Regions from separate parts of the Homo sapiens genome. Here regions 1 and 2 are each linked to region 3. A link is a contact called in ENCODE Hi-C or POLR2A ChIA-PET data. All regions are on one chromosome and are shown on one strand. The core of a region is the stretch at or near the end of the contact, and the rest is flanking DNA. Distances in the headings are between cores, read along the strand shown.

The links. Hi-C counts contacts between places; a loop is a spot of excess contacts on that map. ChIA-PET counts read pairs that join two places held with the same protein, here RNA polymerase II (POLR2A). Pooled maps may share reads with other maps.
Region 1: a loop to region 3 is called in a map of PC-9, with 2.4 times the contacts of the local background. The contact joins two enhancer-like sites. A Hi-C loop is called at or near these places in 2 of 168 maps with a recorded cell type or tissue (PC-9 and tibial artery) and 2 of 50 pooled maps. POLR2A ChIA-PET finds 5 or more read pairs at or near these places in 2 of 52 experiments (K562 and MCF 10A).
Region 2: a map of endothelial cell of hepatic sinusoid shows a loop between it and region 3 (5-fold over the local background). The contact joins two enhancer-like sites. A Hi-C loop is called at or near these places in 2 of 168 maps with a recorded cell type or tissue (Caco-2 and endothelial cell of hepatic sinusoid). POLR2A ChIA-PET finds 5 or more read pairs at or near these places in 2 of 52 experiments (AG04450 and OCI-LY7).

What each region holds. Positions count from the first base shown.
Region 1 is chr9:110,743,353-110,746,322 of GRCh38, forward strand. The region is part of intron 6 of MUSK (muscle associated receptor tyrosine kinase); the gene reads left to right. Among named protein-coding and RNA genes, the nearest start is that of MUSK, 76 kb to the left of the region's middle. Within about 2 kb of position 1,624, at least 6 of the 41 ENCODE cell types and tissues checked have a DNase peak (open chromatin) inside an H3K27ac peak, as active enhancers do.
Region 2 is chr9:110,910,845-110,913,613 of GRCh38, forward strand. The region is part of intron 5 of LPAR1 (lysophosphatidic acid receptor 1); the gene reads right to left. Among named protein-coding and RNA genes, the nearest start is that of LPAR1, 130 kb to the right of the region's middle. Within about 2 kb of position 1,411, at least 6 of the 41 ENCODE cell types and tissues checked have a DNase peak (open chromatin) inside an H3K27ac peak, as active enhancers do.
Region 3 is chr9:110,827,270-110,830,005 of GRCh38, forward strand. No RefSeq gene overlaps it. Among named protein-coding and RNA genes, the nearest start is that of MUSK, 160 kb to the left of the region's middle. Within about 2 kb of position 1,287, at least 7 of the 41 ENCODE cell types and tissues checked have a DNase peak (open chromatin) inside an H3K27ac peak, as active enhancers do.

The sequences.
Region 1 (2,970 bases), core at 374-2,873, 84 kb before region 3:
GTGAATAGTAACATTCCTTTTGTTTTACAATCTTGGAAATAGTAGTTTGGCATGGAAAGAGCAGAGCTTACTTTTTAAAAAGAAAATTATTTGTATTTTTATAACCAGATTTATTTATAGTTATACCAGTAATATCTCTGTTATTTTGGCATGCAACTAAAAAATATAGAAAAATTTCATGTCCCTCTTGCTTTGTCCAATAAATATAATTTCTAAAATATTGTAGAAGTTGAATAATTTTAACTTGTTAGAAGAATTTTATAAAATAAACAGCCAAATCACCTAGGTTGAAGGTTGTCTTTTAGAATTTTCTTAAAGGGAGGCATATCTATATTTAGACATATTTTTAAGAGGCAGTAGTTTTGCTTTAAAATATATGACCTGTGAAGTCCTTTTATCTTACTAGCTGTGTAAACCAAAATAATTACATGTAACAAGTCTTATGTGGAATAATTCAGCAGCCAGTTTGAAAGAGGCTAATTAATATTTGTGGCTACATTAATCAGAAAAACTATGGAAATGTCTCTTGGTTTATTATCCCTTTTTCTATGATTCATAAACAGACATTATTACAACTGCATAAACATGAACCCTACTGGGCAACATCCTTTTTTTTTTTTTTATTTTTTTCCCCAAGATGGAGTCTTGCTCTGTCATGAGGCTGGAGTGCAGTGGCGCGATCTCAGCTCACTGCAACCTCCACCTCCTGGGTTCAAGCAATGCTCCTGCCTCAGCCTCTGGAGTAGCTGGGACTACAGGTGGGTGCCATCAAGCCCAGCTAACTTTTTGTATTCTTAGTAGAGACAGGGTTTCACCATGTGAGCCAGGATGGTCTTGATCTCCTAACCTCGTGATCTGCCTGCCTTGGTCTTCCAAAGCGCTGGGATTACAGGCATGAGCCACTGCACCCGGCCCTGGGCCATATTCTAACAGTTCCACAGGATATTTCCAGCCAGCTGGAACTATCTGCAAGACAGGGCCATTGAGGCCAGAATACCTTTCAGAGGTCTTCCCTAGCTAAGGTCAAATCATAAAATTATCGGATTATCCATAGCTGGGGGTGGATTCTCTCAAGACCGCATTAGTAATGTATTAATGATACATTAAGAAGTACTCCACAGGTCTATAACTGCTCAATCACCTTCAAAGAGTTTTTACACACATTATGTCAGGCATGAATTATTATGCCTATTTAATAGAGCTTCCTATCCTACTGCCTCTTTTTAGAAAAAAAAGTTTTATTGTGATCTTTATTGTATACATTTAAGGTACAAAACATGATGTTTAGATAAACATATACAGTGAAATGATTACTATAGTCAAGCAAATTAACAAGTCCATCTCCTCACATAGTTACAGCTAACTTAGAAAGACAGAACATCACACCCAGAGCAGGGAGCTGTGTCTCCAGCTCCCTCAGGTCCATATACCTGAGTGACTTGGAGAAAATCATGCATTTCCTGTAACTACCAGACGTAGTCACCTCAATTAAGTAATCTGTTTTGCTTAGGCATACCTTGGTAAAAGCTCACAGTACTAATCTGGACCCACCCCTTTGATCTTTGAAACCTGAGGTGCGAAAAAATATCAAAATGGAGGGCAGAGGGATTTGTTTTTATTTTCAGATCATCAAAAATACTAAACTGTTGATCAGAACCATCCATGAAGAAAGAAAAACAAATTCAAACTATGACTAATGGGGCCTGCTGTGCGTGAGTCACAAACTGAATCAAGCAAGGCCTCTGGAAGCAGGGGGAAAAGCATTCAGGAGTCACTTTGTACTCAAGCATGAACCTCCTAAAGTGTTGGTCTCTTTGCTGAACTATTTCAACACCTGGATGAAGTCCAGGAGAAGAGACGTCAGGCAGTTTAAAAATTGCTTCTCTTTCCTACTAAGGATGTTTTCAGTGACCTTGAGGAGGTGTTTAAGAATGACTTTCTTAGGTGTGAACATGAAAACAGTGGGACTTAGGGCAACATTTGGGGAGATTCCTTGCTTCAAAGTTGTCTCTAAGGCATTGCACATTCCTACTTCTTGCAGGAGGGAACTGTCTTTCCAAAGGATTTTGCAAACTGTTCTGCTTTTGCTTATCTAAACTGGAAAGAGATATATAAACAAAATATAAAATACAAAATAACATAAAGTCTGTTGATTGAGCATAGAGGCTTGGGGTCTTTAGCTTTTTTTCTTATTGTTGCTTTGTATTAAAATTCAAGGGAGTCCAAATATTTTCAGTCCCCTTGATCTAACTGGGATACTCATACAATGAGACATTGCACTTCTGATAAATATGATAATGATGAGTTTAGTTTGAATTCCCAACTGAGTGCATGTCTCTTAAAAACATTTTTCTCTTCACTTTGTAAATTTCTTATAGAGTCTAGGTTGCTCATCTGGGGAAAATGCCACAATACTTGATCTGACCTGGAAAGATTCCCAGTGAAGGTAAATTGATACTCACATAAGCCAGTTTTTATCATAAGAATTGAGACTAGTACTGAAGGTAAAGAATAAAAAGCTAGTTGGACAAACGTTCACTGCATGATTGCTACACAGTGCTTGGTGCCAGGGATAGCCAGCCACCTGGCAGCTAGGAAGAAAGCTGGCCTTACCTCAGAGCTTTCTTCTTCCTGGCTAGTCAAACTGTGAAAATCCTTTCTCATGCAACACAATAAAATAATTGGCTCCAAAATGTCTCATTCTCAGCCTCATTCCCTAATACTGGACACAGGAATCTCTTTCAGCCAAGCAGCCAAGCTCAGGCCAACATGGGACGTACCTCCACTCCTTTAAGATAAAGTCAAAGCATAACACCAGCTGATTCCTTAACTGTCATTTCACTCCAGTTTCCCTCAATTGGCATCATGTTTCCCTGATATAAGCAGCGTTAATTAAAGATTAGTTATTGAAAAGGTGGTATTGTGCTCAAGAAAACAGTGAAAAAAGAACCACCATTTAAAAAAAATGCC
Region 2 (2,769 bases), core at 161-2,660, 84 kb after region 3:
ATGTAGCTAAATTGCTACAATCTCATGATAAAACTTTAATGGATGAAGAGTTGCTTCTTATGGAGGAGCAAAGAAAGTGGTCTCTGGAGATAGAATATATTCTGGTTGTCAGTGTTGAAATGACAACAAAGGATTGAAAATATTCCATCAACTTAGTTGATAAAGCAGCATTAGGGTTTGAGAGGATTGACTCAGATTTTGAAAGAAGTTTTACTGTAGGTAAAATGCTATCAAACAGTATCACATGCTACTGAAAAATCTTTTGTGAAAGGAAGAATCGATCAACGTGGCAAACTTCATTACTGTCTCATTTTAAGAAATTGCCACAGCCACCCCAATCTTCAGCAACCACCACTGTCATCAGCCAGCAACCATCAACATCAAGGCCAGACCTTCCACCAGCAAAAAGATCATGACCTGTGCAGGGCATGGTGGTGCACGCCTATAATCCCAGCACTTTGAGAGACCAAGGCAGGTGGATTGCTTGAGCCCAGGAGTTTGAGACAAGCCTGGGCAACATAGCGAGATGTCATTTCTACCCAAAATACAAAAGCCAGGCATGGTGGTTCACACCTGTGGCCCAGCTACTTGGGAGGCTGAGGTGGGAGGATTGCTTCAGCCTGGGAAGTAGAGGCTACAATGCACCAAGACTGTGCCACTGCACTCCAGCCTGGGTGACAGAGGAAGATCCTATCTAAAAAAATAGTGGAGGATTTGAAAAAAAAATTAAGAAGCAGACTTAAGATACTTTAATTTTTTTAATTTAAGAAAAAATATTTTCAAAAGATTATGACTTAAGGCTCAGATGACTGTTAGCATTTTTAAAGAAATAAGCTGTTTTTAAATTAAGGTATGCACATACTTTTTTAAGACATACTACTATTGCACATTTAATAGACTATATTACAAACATAACTATCATATGAACCAGGAAACCAAAAAATTTGTGTGACTCACTTTATTGCAATATTTGCTCTATTGCAGTGGTCTGGAACCAAATCTGCAATATCTCCAAGGTATGCCTGTATCTTTCCCATATGCCTATTTCCCAACTGAGATCAGAATTAACACTTATAATACAGAAAAGGGCTGGGTGATTGTTTTAACGGCCAGCCGGAAAGCAGAAAGGCTAGGGAGACAGTATCTCAGTCTAAAGAAAACCTAAAAGGCAGAAACCCTTGGGTGATAGGAAGTGAAGGTAGGTAGATAGAAGAATAAACGTCTGGGTTACTGAGGGCTGTGGGAGGGAGAAAGGAAAGCACAGTATCAATGCAGAAACAGTGTGACTACATCACAGTTTTTAAATACTTAATAATAGAAAATGGAAAGAAAAACAACTTCTTTCTAAGCACATCCTACTTTTGACCACCCATGTGGCCAGATCTCTTTGCTGTGACCCTCTCCATCATCGAGGTGACTAGAAGTACTTCACATTACAGAATTGTGCAACTTGTGAGCTTGAACATTGCCAGGAATCTCCACCTCTCAAAGACAATTCTGATTTCTTTACAAATGCAAATATTTGATCCCTGACCCAGAGATAGAATACAAAACTTTAAAACTCTTATCTTCTCATGACAGTTTTAAAAAAAGAATTAGTAGGGGGCAAAGACCTTTTGGCTGACTACAGAGTTTTCTCATTTTTTTCTTCTAAAAGCAAAGAGAGAAGAGGAAACACCAAATGAGCTTCTCCTTTCACAATAAAACCCGTTTTCAGACATTCGTCATTCTGGGAACATTGAGATTTTATTAATGGAGATAGTGTTTGGATATTCAGGCTTTCATCAACTATAGAAGCTGGCATGGTCTAAATTTGAACAAACTATTGAAATATAGCCATAAATTTCTTGCTGGAGACAGCGTCTCCATATTACAGTTTTTTTCATGACGCAAACAGTGTCCAAGGAGAAGGGCTAGAGATTCCATTCTAAATGCCACCAGGACATTCTGTTCTTCCTTCTTCACCCTCCAGATGAGAAGGGTTCCTTTCAGTTCAAAGGATGCTAATCTTGCCTCTCTTGGGACTGTCCCAAATAATAAACAGGCTGACCTTAGCTAAACAGAGCAACTGGTCAAACCTGGGAAGATCAGATTTTCAGCCTCAGAAAGCACTGTCATACGAACAAGGTTGGGAGGTTAACAGCATTAAGCCAGTTACTCTTTAGCACATCCTATGAAGTGGTGTCATGTGTGCTATTTGTGCTATTTCCCAGAGGAGGAACTTAAACTTGAAAGTAATTGACTTGTCAAGCTCCATTCAAACTGAAGTCTGTATTCAAATCCAGATCTTCCAGTATATTCCCTGACCTAGAAAACCATCTGGGATATAATAGATACCATCTATCTAGGAATCTAGCTATGTATCTACGTAGATACCTCTTGTTTACATAACTGAGGCGTTGAGCTGTCTGACTCCAAAAGTGTTTTTCTGCCAGACCATGCTGCATAGAAAGTACAGACTTTTAGAGCATCTGTTAGATTAAATACAGGTTTCCAACAGGTAGTATTTACCACTACTACAAGTCAGCCAAATCAGAAAGGTTCATTATCCTAAAAGAAATTAAAATCAGTGCCAACCTGTCATAATATACATACACACAATTTGTTTCTAAAAGTCTCTAAATGAAAGTTTTGCAAAAGTATTGATGAAAGGTATTTATATATATATGTATATGTACACACACATGTGTATCAAGTTCATTTTAATAAGTATATATATATATATCCATTTTTAGCTTTAGATATTACAAAACTATGTAATAATCAGAG
Region 3 (2,736 bases), core at 37-2,536:
AGAAATACCTGAGACCGGGCACTTTACAGAAGAAAGAGGTTTAATGGACTTACAGTTCCACATGACTGGGGAGTCCTCACAATCATGGCCGAAGGCAAGAAGGAGCAAGTCATGTCTCGCATGGATGGCAGCAGGCAAAAAGAGGGAGAGCTTGTGCAGGGGAACTCTTTATAAAACCATCAGATTTCATGAGACTTATTCACTGTCACGAGAACAGTATGAAGGAAAGTGCCCCCATGATTCAATTATCTCCCACTGGGTCCCTCCCACAACACGTGGGAATTATGGGAGTATAATTCAAGATGAGATTCGGGTGGGGACAGAGAGCCAAAACATATCACCCACCATTAATGAAATTATCTTGTTTATATCATTGTGCTCATGTTTATTGTTTGTTTCCTCTACTAGAATGAAAGCACCACTGGATCAGGGACCTTGTCCATATTATTCACTAGTGTTTCTCTAGCATCTGCAACAATGCCTAGCCATTAGCAGGTAATTAGGAAGCATTTGTTGAATAAATTAAATTTGAATAAATTAAATTTGAATGAATTAAAAATGAATAAATGGGTTGGTGGAAGGAATAATTGGAATGAAGATTGGTATTAGGATAGATGATCAAAGAATTTACTAATTGATATGCCCCAGACACGGACAGATTAGAAAGACTGTCATCCATAGAAGGCCTGGAGGCCCCCTCTTGCCAGATGACATTTTAGTGGACCCAAGGAAGACCCAGAGGATCCCTGAAATATTTCAACATTTTAACAACTGGTCTGTCCCCCAGTGCATACCATTTAAACACCACTCTGCTGGCTAGGACAACCATGTAATGTGCTATGGTAACAAAGTTTCACAGACTGGACAAATACATGAAATGGCTCATTTTTGAGTGCTCGGTAACATCATCTTAGTGCCCGCAAATCACGTATCTGAGGCTATGTAAAAATAAGACTGATCAGCTCGAATGTCAAGCTCTCAGGCATCTTTCTTTGCTTTGTGGGACTGAAATCATTTAAGGAAAGGAATGAGATCACTTACACTTTCTAAAGACTGAGGGACGCCCTGAGCTTCCCAGTTCTCCTACCCACATTTCTCTGAAGTCAGTGAGGCACTACTTCTGCTTGGCAACAAAGAATCTGCCTTCTCTTATTTCCCAAAGTCCCCCTTTTTTTTTGCCAAGATAATCTTTCCCAGACAGAGGCATTCAGGAGAAATAGAAGTCTCATGTCCCAAGAAATGGGGAAGGGAGGCGGGAAATCACACAGAAAAGGCCCTGGCGGTGCTTAGTCAAATGAGTTCAGCATTTGGATAGGGACCAGCAGCTGACACACATATGAGAAGATTAGGAGAGTATGTGTACTGAATAGTTCACCAAAACCAAAGAAATTAAAATTGTAAGGCTGTGGGAAAAAATACTAGTTATGAGAATAAAGCAATTAATTTTCCTTACAAAATATCTGTTAACCACAATTGGCAAATTAACTAATCCCCAAAATAATCAACACTATAAAACTTCACTCGGTTGTTTGAGAAAGGAGAAAGCCTGTTAATCAGAGCCAATTTTTAATGGCTGATTTTTCTAAAGCCCTTTTAGTGCTCAAATAAGGGTAACTACTAAGAGTCTTTTGGAAAACTACTATCAGGAATGAATGAGAAACATTCTTAATGACTTTAGATTGCTATATTCATTAGTTGCTAGCATACTTAAAAGTAGATTATTATTATTGTATTAAGTATCCTGTCTTGTTTCTTAGAAATATTTTCTCCACACATGTTAATATTTAAAAAATCAGTCCATGCAATGATGTGATGATTAGAACCATAAATAGTTTGGACACTAGTTAATGAAGCTTTTCATTTTTAGGAAAACAGCAGAATTATCTCAGAAAGGCTATCAGTGCATAGCTTTTAACTCTACCTCCTGCTGTCCAGGGATGTTAAACATTGGTAAACAGAAAGTGAACATGGAGGAAAGATTTTCTGATTGATGAGGGCAAGTCTTTCAAAAAGCATCCAATTTAAAAGATATCCTTTTCCTGGCGGAAAACCAAAGAAGTCTCTAACCCTCTCCCACCACAATGTCAGTAATTTTTTAGATGGCATTTTTCCTCAGAATAATTAACATTATACAGCAGACAGAATTCTATCAACCCTACAATTCACAGATAGCAAAAAATAACCCTCCAAAAGCCAGAATAATGGAAAACATGGATGAAATCATAAAGTCACAGTAAGAATTTCCATAGAGAGTAAACTGATTCCGTTGCAAGCCAGGGAGTTCTGTAAAATTATCTTGTGTTGTCTAAAATAGAGAAGTAACTAAGATAGGATATTCCATGCAACATGTTGTCCAGGGTAGAACAGACTAGTAGTGATCACTCCAGGCTCAAGATTTAACCAATAACCTAGTAATAAGGATGGGTAACTAACAATAGAAACACACCGCAGAGGTGGCGGCGCCTGTAATCCCAGCTACTCAGGAGGCTGAGGCAGAGAATTGCTTGAACCCAGGAGGCGGAGCTTGCAGTGTGCGGAGATCGCGCCACTGCACTCCAGCCTGGGCGACAGATTGAGACTCCGTCTAAGACAAAAAAAAAAAAAAAAAAAAAAAAAAAAAGGAACACACCAGGAGAAAACCGTCTCCCTTCTGGCTCCGCCATCCGCTGAGAGCTACTTCCACTCAATAAACTTTGCACTCATTCTCCAAGCCCACGTGTGATCTGATTCTTCGGG